2 separate regions of the Homo sapiens genome follow, and region 2 is linked to region 1. Evidence: read pairs that join two places in POLR2A ChIA-PET (ENCODE). Cell type or tissue: Caco-2. All regions are shown on one strand. Links, peaks and the distances in the headings refer to the core of each region. The heading gives the core; the rest is flanking DNA.

Region 1 (6,640 bases), core at 821-5,820:
ATCTCCTTGGCCTACTTCTTGGGCTGTTTCAGTGGCTTCTTCTTGCCACCTTCGCGGCCGGACATGGCGCCTGCCGCCGCTTCCCCAGAAGTTAAGTTTAAAAGTAGAAGGCAAAGAATTGAACACACTGACATATTAATTCTTTGAAAATAAATTTAAAACTCCTAACAACCGCCATGTCCTCATCTTTAGGATGGGGATAATGACAGTCCCTCCCTCCCTCATGGGGCTGCGATGATGAATAAATAGGAGATTCTAGGTGAAGTCCAAATCCAGCACAAGCTGGGAACTCTGTTAAGTGGCCATTACCTTTTTTCCTTGGAGGCAAGGGATCTGTGCTCCCAAAATTGATCTGTGCAGTAGGACCAAATAGTCCTGCTATAGACTATTTGAGTCAGTCCCTCACGTCCCCATGATGGATGACTGGTTGGCTAGGGAAGCAATTCTGCATGATAACCAACAGCATGCATGGGCTTTGGATTCAGACCTGAGTCGAATCCTCACCGTGCTGTTTATCTGCCTCATGAACTTGTGCCAGCCCCTTACCCTCTCTGGGCCTAATGTCCCTATATGTGAAATGGGCTCACAGGGCTATAGAGAGGACCAGTGAACCAAGGACTGTCAGATCGCCAGAACTTAGGACACATGGGATGGAGATTCTAATCAGGGCTCCTGTGGGTGGAGGATTACCCAGGTGCCGAGGCAAGAGACTGAAGGCACAAACTGTTTCAGTATAATAAAGAAAATGGTTAGAATAAGAATAGTCATAATACAAATTAGATATAGAGATGATCATGGACAATTATCAATCATTATTATAAACATTATTAATCATTAGCTTTTAATATTACTCTTTGTTGCATTACTAATATAACCTAGGAATAACCGGTGGGTATAGGGTCAGGTGCTGAAGGGACATTGGGAGAAGTGACCTAGAAGGCAAGAGGTGAGTCTTCTGTCACGCCCGCATAAGGGTTGCTTGAGGGCTCCTTGGTCAAGTGGTAACGCCGGTGTCTGGGAAGGCACCTGTTACTTAGCCGACCACGAAAGGGAGTCTCCTTTCCTTGGAGGAGTCAGGGCACACTCTGCTCCACCAGCTTCTTGTGGAAGGCTGGATATTATCCAGGCCTGCCCGCAGTCATCCGGAGGCCTAAACCCCTCCCTGTGGTGCTGTGCTTCAATGGGCACACTCCTCGTCCACTTTCATGTTCCTCCCATACTCCTGGTTCCTCTTTGAAGTTCGTAGTAGATAGTGGTAGAAGGAATAGGGAAAATCTTAAAGTGTTTGATCTTTCTTATAAGTGCATAGAAGAAAACGCTGACATATGCTGCCTTCTCTGTCTGCTTCAGCTACCTAAGAGGGAAGGGCCCCCTGTCCAGTGATCACGTGACTTGCTTCACCTTGTCAATCACTTAGAAGATTCACCCTCCTTACCCTGCCCCCTTGTCTTGTATGCAATAAATATCAGTGCACCCAGCCTTTCGGGGCCACTTACCGGTCTCCACGTCTTGGTGGTAGTGGTCCCCCGGGCCCAGCTGTTTTCTCTTTATCTCTTTGTCTTGTGTCTTATTTATTACAATCTCTCGTCTCCGCACACAGGGAGAACACCCGCTAAGCTCCGTAGGGCTGGACCCTACAGGCTCCAGAGCATGCCTTCCAAGCACGTAGCCCTTTACCTCTTGGGGAAGGGAGCAGAAGTCCATGCGGGCTTCCTGCAGGCATCCTCAGTCCACACTTACCTGCTCTCATGAGGCTTTCAGGCGTTTGGGGGAAGCCCTGCGTGGTGAGTGAGGGGGAGAGAGAAGAGAAGGCTGCATCTCCAGAGAAGGACGAGACACGCATCAGAGTCACTTCCTGGGGGGCCTCAGAGCCGAGTGTGGCTGGGAAGATGACATTAGCTGACCTACCTTGTGTCAGGCACTGTGTTGACCTCCTTCCCTGCAGGGATGACTTCTGCACTTTGCCGTCAGGAGCCATAGCATCTTTGTCATAGCCTTGGGAGCCAGGCTGGTATGAGTTCAAACACCCATGCCACAATTCCTGGTCATGGGCAGCTCACCCAATCTCTCAGAGCCGCCCTCCTCCCTGGGAGGGGGTCTGGTAGCCATCACCTCCTCCATCACCGTCAGGAGGTTCCTGCAAGGTCCTATGGGTGGGGGGCCATTGTCCCCTGGGAGGTCTGCCTCTCCCATCAGGCCCTACCCCCAATTCTTTTTCAGGCCTCAGGGACACTCAGCCCTGGGGCTCCGTCCCCCTGCTGTAATCAGTCACTTTCTTCCTTTTGTAGATGCTTTGCTTATTGTTCGTCCCCAAGTTCCGCCAAACTGTGGCCTCTGAGGAGCTCAAAACAAGCTGATTGATGACATCCACCACCACCCCTGCCCGCCCCCCCCCCCCCAAAGCTTCCTTCCTGAGACCAAGCCAGGGTATTGCTCACCCTCTGTGCCAGAAGGTGGATTAAGCTACTTATACGTAGTCTAGCTTTTTTCTTGTAGGTCAGGATGTAAGTGAGAGACCTTGGGACCAGCAAACATTTTGCCCAGCTGTTGGGGTGTGAAGAACATTTCTTCAGTCCAGGAGCAAGAACAGTGTTGCTCCAGGGGAACTTGGGCCAGTGGGTCTATTGTGCCAAAAATGCTGACCTTCAGGCCCCGCAGGTGCTCTCCTGGGGCTGAAGTTGGGAGCAGCCAGGCTTCTGGGCACCACCCAGGCTGGGGGAGTGGCTGTCCTCAAGGCAAAGAGAAGGAGAAACGGTAGGCCTGGCAACCTCAGCCAGCTTATCACTGGGCAGCTGCCAGGGGCTGCCAGGAGGAGAAGCAGGCGCTGAGGGGCAGGACCATGTCAGCCGTTGGAAGAGACATTCAAAACCTGGACTGTTTTCTTACTCCTGCCACGCTGGGTCACTTTGACTGGCATGGAAGAAAGGAAGGCCCAGGGTTTCAATCTCATTTTTCAGAGAGGTGGATCCACAGGAGTTTTTCTTCCCTGATCCCAACCCTTCAGCAGCCCCCAGAACCTTCTGGAGGACTTTAACCTCCCCTGCATGGCCTTTAAGACCCTTTGTGATACTGCCCCTGACTCCCACTCCACCCTCCCCTCTCCCTTCTGGCCTGTACTCCTCACAGTTCCCCAGTGCTCTCAGCTGATTCTCATCTCCAGGCCTTTGCTGGTGCTGTTCCCTCTGCCTGAAACACACTTCCCCATCCTTTGTCATCCTCCCAGCCCTGCTTCCTCAGTCTGCAAAGCAGCTCCCCTGAGAAGCTGTCGCCACTGCCCCAGCCCTCCCTGGCCACCACCCTGTGCAGTCATGGGGTCTGCTTATGTCCATCCTTGCAGCTGGTCTCAGCTCGAGGGGGCGGGGACAGTGTGTGACTTGTCAGTGCATGTACCCGGCAGCCAGCGCGGGCCCTGGCCCAGAGCAGATGCTCTGTAAATGTCAGATGAAGGAGGAAGTGATGTACTCGAGAAGGAATGAGGGCACATTCCCCCCACCTCTCACTGCAGTGGGGCCCTAGCCCTGGGAGCCGGCGCCTCTGAAGTTGGAGTTTCCTGGGTCCCTTTATCAAGAAGAGACCACAGTCAGGGGGCCCGGCAGAGGGTCGGAGTCAGCTTGGGAATCCCAGCCCTGGCTGAGCATGCTTTGAGGGGGCGTCGGGATGACCTCACCCCCTGGGAACTCTCGCATCAGAGCCCACTCAAGCTGAGAGGTCTGCCACTTAGGCCTGGATGGAGTGAGCTTTTCTCCCCACAAGCAGCATTGCGACCTCTGGCCTCTCTGGGATGTCCTTGCAGCTGTTGACGGGGTTTTGTTTGCAAAGCAAAGGGAGCAGAGTGGCAGTTACCAGCGCGGGCTGGCCCTTTTCCCTTGGGGATGCTGGCCAACCAGGCCTCTGAAAAAGGGAACAAAGTCCAGTAAGCTGGTGTCTGTCTCCTGAGTGCCTGTCACTGCCCCATTTGGCAGAGGTGAGGAAGGGTTGGTTATGTTTTTTCTTTTCTCTTTATTTTTTTTGAGATGTAGTCTCCCTCTGTCGCCCAGGCTGGAGTGCAGTGGTGCGATCTCAGCACACTGCAACCTCCGCCTCCTGGGTTCAAGTGATTCTCCTGCCTCAGCCTCCAAGTAGCTGGGATTACAGATGCCCGCCACTACACCCGACTAATGTTTGTATTTTTAGCAAAGGCAGGGTTTCACCATGTTGGTCTCGAACTCCTGACCTCAGGTGATCTGTCCACCTCGGCCTTACAAAGTGCCGAGATTACAGGCGTGAGCCACCGTGCCCAGCCTGGTTATGTTTTTTTCCAGCCCACTTTTAAACCCACCAATGGAAAATGGAACTTTGTTGGCAAAGGTGACTGATATCTTGGCCCCTCTGGATATGGCGGGAAGCCTTGCTAAATACCAGCCTTGCCTTTTCCTCTCTCTAGAGCACAGCCTGCCCCCCTCACCCCAACACACATGAGCACCATGTTGCTTCCTACTGCCAACAGTGCTGGTTTACATTTTGGACTGGGGCAAATGTCATTTGAACCAGAGATTTCTCACTCAAGGTCTACAGTCCAAGGACGCATGTTATAAAGGTCCAGGTCCAGGAAGCCCCTGAAGTTGAATATCAGATTGTGCATGGAGTCTGGGTATGTTTCTGGGGGGAAACCCTGAAGTTGAATATCAGATTGTGCATGGAGTCTGGGTATGTTTCTGGCGGGGAAGCCTCTATAGATTTTATTGCTTCTAACAAGGTCCATGAACCATTCCCCACGCCCCGCCAACCCAAAAGTTATGGCAGCTGCCTTGAAGAAGGGGTGGGGTGGAAGAAAGGGCATGAGCCTGGTCCTCTCAGACCCTCAGTTTCCTCATCTGGGAAATCAAGGTGGTAAAACCCACTCTGCAGAGTTTTCCTGAAGATTAAACCCAATAAACCAAGACATGTACCCACTACATAGCAGAGGCCCAGTGAAACTCCAGTGTAATCCTCATGTTCAAAGGAAGAGGCAGAATAGACGATTCTCCCATTTGGCAATTCCCTTTCCTGGTGGAGAGGAATCTGCTGAAAACCTCAGCCAGCATGCCATCTGCGGAACTCCAGCAGGCTGGAAGCCGGCGTCTCGGGGCCAGAGTATCGGGAGCTGTTGCTTCCTGCCATCCTCCTGACGGTAACTGCCATTTCCTTGGGCTCTTTTTAGATCAAAGGAAGGGCTAGGCTGGAGAGATGAGTGGGGACCATTCAGGGGATGGCACAAGGCGCATTTAGGACGCCTGCTGGCATAGTTTAAAAATAGGCTTCTGTCCTTGGACACCAAGGGGAAGCAACCCCAGGGTTTTCAAGAGGCCTCTGCTGGCCAAGGTTATGAGCCCTACACGGGAGAAAAATGTTTCAGAACGTATTTTCCCAGCTGCCACAGGTAGGTATCTCTGACCCAGGAATAAACCTTTCCTAGTCAAAGGAACTAAATAAGGTGGTTAAAGGAGGAGATCAAGTGTTTAATGAGCACCTACTACATGCCACACACTGTGTGTCTGATGAGTTTGCTTTGTGTCATCCTCACAACAACCTTGCAGGGTAGAGATGATTTTTCCTACTTTTCTAGGTTGTTGGGGGCTGGGGCAGGGGGAACAGAGAAGTTAAGTACGGACCTCAAGATCACACGGACCGCAAGATCACACAGCTAATAAATAAGCAAAACCAGAATTTAAACCCAGGTCTGACTCCAAGCCTGTGCTCTTTTTAACCACCTCTCAAACTGTGATGTAGAAATAAAAAGCATGAAAGAGATGGAGGTGAGGGGCTTACCCAGTGGTTGGACTTGTTATTTCCCATGGGGAAGGGAAGGGAATAGCTGTTTATTTAACATCTACTATGTGCCAGGACTTCTGCCGGGATTTTTCTATGCTCTCATTGCCCCTGCCAGCAGCCTGAGACAGGGGTCTAAGGTCACGTGCCATTTAGACATGACAAAACTGCAGTTCTGGGAGGTACAGTGACTTGCTCAAGGCTCTCAGACAAATCAGTAGCAAAGCACAGGCTTTCATCCAGAGCCCATGAAGTAAATCTCAGAGCCACCCAGGAAGCAGTTCTTATGTTGACCGGCCTTCCAGAAAGACTTGCCAAGGCTGGGCAGTGGTGACCCTGACAGCCAGAGTTCCCTCCTCCCTAACCACCCACAGACACTCATCACCCACCCTCCAAATCTCTGCCATGCATTTCGAGTCTGGGCACTGTTTCCTTGACTAACTGCTGGAAAGACACTGCCCTCTAGTCTTGGTGGGGCTGGAGCAGCCTGTGATTAACCATGGGGGTTAGGCTGGGCATGGTGGCTCATGCCTGTAATCCCAGTACTTTGGGAAGCTGAGGTGGGTGGATTGCTTGAGCCCAGGAGTTCGAGACCAGCCCCAGCAACCCTGACTCTACAAATAATAATAATAGCCGGGTGTGGTGGCACACACCTGTCGTCCTAGCTACTTGGGAGGCTGAGGTGGGAGAATCACTTGAGCCCGGGAGTTTGAGGCTGCAGTGAGCTGTGATCATGCCACTGTACTCAGCCTGGGAGACAGAGCAAGACTCTGCCTCAAGAAAAAACTTAAAAAGCCATGGGATTGACCAGGTGCAGTGGCTCACGCCTGCAATCCCAGCACTTTGGGAGGCT
Region 2 (6,640 bases), core at 1,175-6,174, 200 kb after region 1:
TTGTGTGAGGAAGGAGTCCAGGGTGTTAGCCACGCCTGTGTTTCTTTGTGAGCACAAAAACATATTCCATAGCCAGAGTTCCACAGTGTTTGGAGCTCTGCCTGAGAACCTAGGCTGGGACTGTGTGGGGAGGAAGGGCCGGCGAGAGCGGATGTAGGCTGAGCCAGCCTCGGCTGGAGACCGGCCCTGGCACTGACTGCCTGGGGTCACTCTGGGTGAAACTCATCCACCCTCCTGGGCACTCTGCGCTCTGCTTCAAATCCACCGCCGAAAACAAGCTGAGTCCTGCCCCAGCCTGCAGGGCCTGTGGGATGTGTCCTCCATCCGCCTCGCTGACCTCGTCCCATGCCACCTGCCCCTCCCTGCGTGCCAGCCGCAGTGGCCACCGCTGCTGCTGACACAGGCCAGCCACACACCCACCTCAGAGTCTTGGCCAAGCACTGGCCATTCCCTCTGCTCAGAATGCTCTTCCCAGGCACTTGGCGTAGTGGCTCCCTCCCTTCCCTCGGGTCTCTGCCCTGACCTCACCCAGCCTGCAGTGCCCTCTGTCCGGCTCTGTCAGACCCACGTGTTCTCTTTCATAGCTCCTCCCACCCTCTGGAACAGTCCCATCTCCCTTTGGCTTGTTTATTATCTGTCCCCTCCATGGGAACCTCGGTTCCTCAGAGGCGCAGGCTTTGCCTGTCTTGTTCATGCCTGTTGCCCCAGTGCCATCAATGGAGCCTGGCACTTGTGGATGCTGACTACTCGTTGGCTGAATGAATGAACCTCAGTTGCCTTATTTGTAAAATGGGAAGCATCACACTGATCTACTAACGTTGCTGTAAAGACGAAAGGCATGTTATTTGGGTCAAGACACCCAGCACTGTGCCTGACACATAGTAGGTACTTAGGAAGTGGTAAATAATGCGTGTGTCAGCCCAAGTGTGAATTACTGGCCTTGTTTAGACAAAGTGTACACGGCATAGCTCTATTTTTTGACATTGCCAGGATAGCCTGGTGCTCCCCAGCTCTAAAACTCAGGGTGATTGGTGGGGCAGAATAAGGTAAGGGCAGAAAAGAAAAGAGGAGGAAGTGAAAAGGAAGAAGCCCTTTGCAGTGTGGACTACTTTTCAGTAGAAACGTAGAAAGACATAGTTTACCTCAAGGCCTCGCTTTGTCCACTGGAAAGTTTAGAAATTCCTGCCAAGAACTTTTATTTATTTATTTATTTTTTAATTTTATTATTATTATTTTTAGATGAAGTTTTGCTCTTGTCACCCAGGCTAGAGTGCAATGGCATGATCTCGGCTCGCTGCAACCTCCGCCTCCCGGGTTCAAGCGATTCTCCTGCCTCAGCCTCCCGAGTAGCTGGGATTACAGGTGCATGCCACTGCACCTGCTCATTTTTATATTTTTAGTAGAGACAGGGTTTCACCATGTTGGCCAGGCTGGTGACCTCCTGACCTCAAATGATCTGCCCACCGCAGCCTTCCAAAGTGCTGGATTACAGGCGTGAGCCACCTTGCCTGGGCAACTGAGTGAGACTACATCTCAAAAAAAAAAAAAAAAAAAAAAAAAGATGGCACAAGATAAGGGGGGAGATAAGGAAGTGCAGTAGAGGAAAATGTAGGTGGAGACTTCCTTACACCATCGAGACCACACAAATGGGCATGTGTTTATAGAAAGGCCCAGTGGTGAGGATGGCAATGGTGGTGAGCACTCCCGAGCACAAAGGTGGATGCCCTTCAGCTGTAAGATCCCTTTTCCTTGAAGAATTCTCCACAGCAAGCTGGCTGGCCAGCCTTGACTTTTCTCTTCCTGAAGGGAGCCTGGTTCTCTACTGACTCAGCAGGGAATGTGTCCTTTAGTGCTACTTATTGATGTCAGGATATGAAAAACTTCCCCAACCTCAAATTTGGGACGTCCTTACCAGTGTTTCTCAAATTTCAATCACTCTAGGGCTACTGTCACAGTTTGTGCCACACCTACATCTACTCCTACTGTTATATGCTTTGTATTTTATTTAAATGGACTCACTTTTTAAAAAGCTTGCATAGATGAGTTTTAAAAGGCAAACAATTTACCTTCTCTCTAAAATGGAAGACCAGGATCACCTGCCATGAGTCCAAGGTACCTGTGAAAGTCAAAGCAGTGAGATGAAAGTTCTAGCACAGAGCTATTGCTGGTAGACAGTTCTGTGCCTGAAGCCGAGCCTTCTATTTATTTATACGCACATATATACATACATACGAACTCTCCCTCTGTCACCCAGGCTGGAGTGCAGTGGTGCAATCCCAGCTCACTGCAACCTCAGCCTCCCCATTAGCAGGGACTACAGGTAGCACACCATCACACCTGGCTAATTTTTGTATTTTTAGTAGAGGCAGGGTTTCGTCATATTGGCCAGGCTGCTGTCGAACTCCTGACCTCAAGTGATCCGCCCACCTCGGCCTCCCATAGTGCTGGGATTACAGGCGTGAGCCATCGTGCCTGGCCTAGTCTTCTTTTTACTAAAAAGTGAGATTATTAAGTGTAAAAAGACCTACTAGTACCAAATGAGATTTTTTTCTAAACTCGATTATGAGAATTGAAAGAAAAGTGGAAAAATAATCACTTCTTCTGTGGGTGATTTGTGTTATTTGCTGCCCAATCTGGGTTCCACCTAAAACCGTCTCAGGTACACCACTGCGCAGCCTCCCAGAACCACCCACCTCCTTCCTGACGGCCAGGAGACAAAGGACCCTTGGGCGCGATCAGCCGCACCTTCAGGCTGAGTGGCCAGGAGTCCTCCCGTGGCCCAGCCCACCTCTCTCTTTCAGGAATTCAAGTCAGCATTTTTGTTGGTCCGGATCTGAAGCCACTTCTTCCAGGCAGCTGCCCCTGATCTCTCAACTTCATAGCATTTTGGCTCTTTAAAAAAAAAGAAAGAAAAAAACCAAACGTGTGACTTTCTTTGAGGTGTTAGAATTATCCTCCTGGTATGTTGTTATTCTGACTTAATTCCGAGAGCAGGGCTTTGTCACACGGAGCTGGTACCTACTGTGTCACAGCACTGCATGTGGCTCAACAGGCCAGGGCTTTTAATCGCTTTTGACATCTACTCTCTGAAGAAATACATTTATATCACAACCCAGTGTACAATACATGAAAACTCAACATGGCCGGGCGCGGTGGCTCACGCCTGTAATCCCAGCACTTTGGGAGGCAGAGGCGGGCGGATCACTTGCGGTCAGGAGGTTGAGACTAGCGTGACCAACATGCTGAAACTTCTCTCTACTAGAAATACAAAAAAATTAGCTGGGCATGGTGGTGCATACTTGTAGTCCTAGCTACTCGAGAGGCTGAGGCAGGAGAATCGCTTGAACCCGGGAGGTGGAGGTTGTAGTGAGCTGAGATCACGCCACTGCACTCTAGCTTGGGCCACAGAGGGAAACTCCATCTCAAAACACAAACAAACAAACACCTCAACGGTTCTTCTCTTACTACACACAATGACAATAAATATTTTGTAGTCTTTTTTTTTTTTTTTTTTTTTTGGAGTCTTGCTCTGTCACCCAGCCCAGAGTGCAATGGCATGATCTCAGCTCACTGCAACCTCCACCTGCCTCCAGGGTTCAAACGATTCTCATGCCTCAGACTCAGTAGCTGGGATTACAGGCACGTACCACCACACCTGGCTGATTTTTGTATTTTCAGTAGAGACGGGGTTTCACCCTGTTGGCCAGGCTGGGTCTCAAACTCTTGGCCTCAAGTGATTACAGGCAAGAGAAGGATAAATACCACATTTAGGAGAGTATTTCTCCTGGGATGGGATGGAGATGGGTCAAAATGGAAAGTGCAGACAGAAGAGGAATATAGGGGCTGTCTTTTTTTTTTTAAATGCTGGTTGCAATCTACTACTTTGATTTTTTAACTCACTAGTCATCGTCATCTGCAGTTGGTAAAAACATTGTTGTAGAGGGTTAAAGCATGAACCATATTAACATGTCCCCCCCCCTTTTTTTTTGAGCACCTATTATATGCTGGGCACAGTGCTGAACACTGTCTCATTTTGTCCTAACCACGTTTTGCGTATCAGGCCACTGAGTCTCAGAGAGGGACATCACTTAAGCCCGGCTCACACAGCAAGTAAGAGCAAATTAAGATTCCAGCCTGGGTCAGCCTGACTTATTTTCATGTCCTTGAGGCCTTGGAGCAGTTCCCTTGTGTATCTGCTGCAAAGCCTTGCTCAACGCTCTTCCCAGAGGAAGTGATCAAATGAAGGAATCAAATATCAAATTGCTATAGAAAGAAATTCTTTTTTTTTTTTTTTTTTTTTTTGAGACAGTCTCACTCTGTCACCCAGGCTGGAGTGCAATGGCACGATCTCGGCTCACGGCACCCTCTACTTTCTGGGTTCAAGCAATTCTCTTGCCTCAGTTTCCCAAGTAGCTGGGATTACAGGCGCCCGCCACTATGCCTGGCTAATATTTTGTATTTTTAGTAGAGACTGGGTTTCACCATGTTGGCCAGGCTGGTCTCGAACTCTTGACCTCAGGTGATCCACCCGCCTTGGCCTCCCAAAGTGCTGGGATTATAGGCGTGAGCCACCGCACCTGGCCTATAGAAAGAAATTCTAAAACAGTCTCTTTAATATTAACATAAGCCAGTGCAAAGGGTTCCCAAATGTGGCTGATGACTTGGTTTTCTTTCTTTCTAAATGTTTAAGGAATTTTTAAATTGAGGTATTGCAGATTGTAAAGTGTTCTTATCTTAAGTATACAGCTCAATGGCTTTTTTACCTGATACCCCCATGTGGCCACCCCCAGATCAAGGTGCACACCACTTTCAGTACCCCAGAAAGCTCCTGCATATGCCTCTTCCCAGCCAGCACCCCCACCACGGGGTGACCTATCTCCTGACTTCCCTCCCCTTGCTTTAGTCTTGCCTGTTCTTCAGGTCACACACGTGGAATCATATGATCTGATCTGTGTGTGTTGGACTTCTTTCATCCCATGTCCCATCTGTGGGATTCATTCATGTGGTCGGATCAGTGCTTCATTCTTTTTTATTGTTATAGTACCTGATTGGGGTACTTTTGAGCTTATTTTTTATTTCATAGACTATTTTGGACATATAGAATCATATAGAATCACACCCACCTCCCATCCTGAGAAGCAAACCTTAAGCCCCTATATTCCTCTTCTGTCTGCACTTTCCATTTTGACCCATCTCCATCCCATCCCAGGAGAAATACTCTCCTAAATGTGGTATTTATCCTTCCCATGCAAGTTGGTAAATTTGTACTACCTATGTACAATTTCTTAACAGATCCTTTGAGTGAGTATAAACTCTCTTTTTCTTATTTGGTATTGCCGAGTCCAATTAAATTTTAATTTAAATGTTCCAAGTGTTTCTGGGATTCAGAACCTCAGCTCCATGCTCTAGAGGTCAAGACAGTTGGAGCAAAGTCCAGAAGGAAAGGCCAACTGGGGAGAGGCAGGAGGAGAGCAGAGTGGGGAGAGAAGCGGAGGGAGGTGGGTGTGGGAGGGAGATGCTCACAGCCCTCAGCAGCCATGATCTGGTGGGGGCCCCTGCCGCTGCCCTGGTTTTTCTCTCATCTTGGACCTATGGGGAATGCACCGTGCCCCTCTTTCTGGCCTAATTTCCTGTGTCCACTGGTGCCACCTCTTTGCAGAGGCAGCCTTCAGAGGGATTTGTGGGGGAGAAGGAGCTTCTCCTTTGGGAAGAAAATGCTTGTGGTCCTCCATGTACCCTACACCCTGCAGCTGCGTCACAGGGGAAGCACTCCCCCATGGGGGCCAGGCGCTGTGCTAAGCCTTTTCCCTGTACTAACATGTGAACCCCCTCTGAGCAAGCCAGCGAAGTGAGCACTATTTGACAGCCTGAGAAACTGAAGCACAGGGCAGTGAAGTGAATTCCCCGAGGCCACAGCTAGCAAGTGGCAGAGCTGGGACTTGAACCCAGAAAGGGCAGCTCCAGGCTCACCACCTGTATACTCTCCAGTCTATTGTCTAGTGGAGGCACGGGCGGCCCAGGGGCCTTCCCCGATGCTTATCTCATTCTGTAACTCTGCATTCTCAGTGGAGGTTTTCTTGACTCTAGCTCCAGGCAGGCAGAGACTGCCTTTGTTTGGCTCCCATTTTTATCATTAGCAGAGCAGGTGCTAGTGATATTTGCAGAACAGGTGCTGAATGAATGCATGAAAAAATGCATGAATGTGGAAATGAAAGGGGATGCAGATGGAGATGATGCAGATGGAGATGATGATGCAGATGGAGATGATGCAGATGGAGATGATGCAGATGGAGAGCAGTGGCCATGCAGAGTCTTTGCAGACCTTGGCTTGGCTTCAGGCTGTGGGGGCTCTGCAAGCCAAGGGTTTGAGTTCCACCTCCAGTGCTTGCCAGCAATGCCACCTTGGGTGACCTTTATCGTGCTACCTGGAAAGTGGGGATGCTGGCAGCCCCTCCCTCCTGGCATCACTGACACTGCATGGTCAGGGTGTGATCCCTTTGGGTACAGGCGGGGGTGGTGGACCTCCCAGGTGGGCAGGTCCAGTTTGGATGAAAGGCCAAGGACGATTCATAGGAGAGCACAGGAGTCCTTGCTTAGCCCCAGCAATTCCACAGAACCTGCTGTGAACTGCTGGCTGCTG

The links. Peaks named below come from ENCODE experiments on the same cell type or tissue, not always from the same donor. Only the 100,000 strongest peaks of a DNase experiment are listed, where the experiment ranks them.
Region 2: POLR2A ChIA-PET joins it to region 1 with 13 read pairs; 2 of 35 experiments call an interaction of 5 or more read pairs at or near these places.

Annotation. Positions count from the first base shown.
Region 1 is chr5:172,656,649-172,663,288 of GRCh38, forward strand. All of the region lies in intron 1 of NEURL1B (neuralized E3 ubiquitin protein ligase 1B), which reads left to right. MIR5003 (microRNA 5003) reads left to right here and starts at 5,517; the gene lies at 5,517-5,615. It also overlaps the pseudogene LOC100130394. RefSeq lists enhancers at 2,167-3,161, 3,457-3,546. In Caco-2, for the core only: no CTCF peak of the experiment used is centred there; DNase peaks (open chromatin) are centred at 3,483 and 3,753.
Region 2 is chr5:172,860,773-172,867,412 of GRCh38, forward strand. All of the region lies in intron 1 of ERGIC1 (endoplasmic reticulum-golgi intermediate compartment 1), which reads left to right. Among named protein-coding and RNA genes, the nearest start is that of ERGIC1, 30 kb to the left of the region's middle. RefSeq lists an enhancer at 2,244-2,745. In Caco-2, for the core only: no CTCF peak of the experiment used is centred there; no DNase peak of the experiment used is centred there.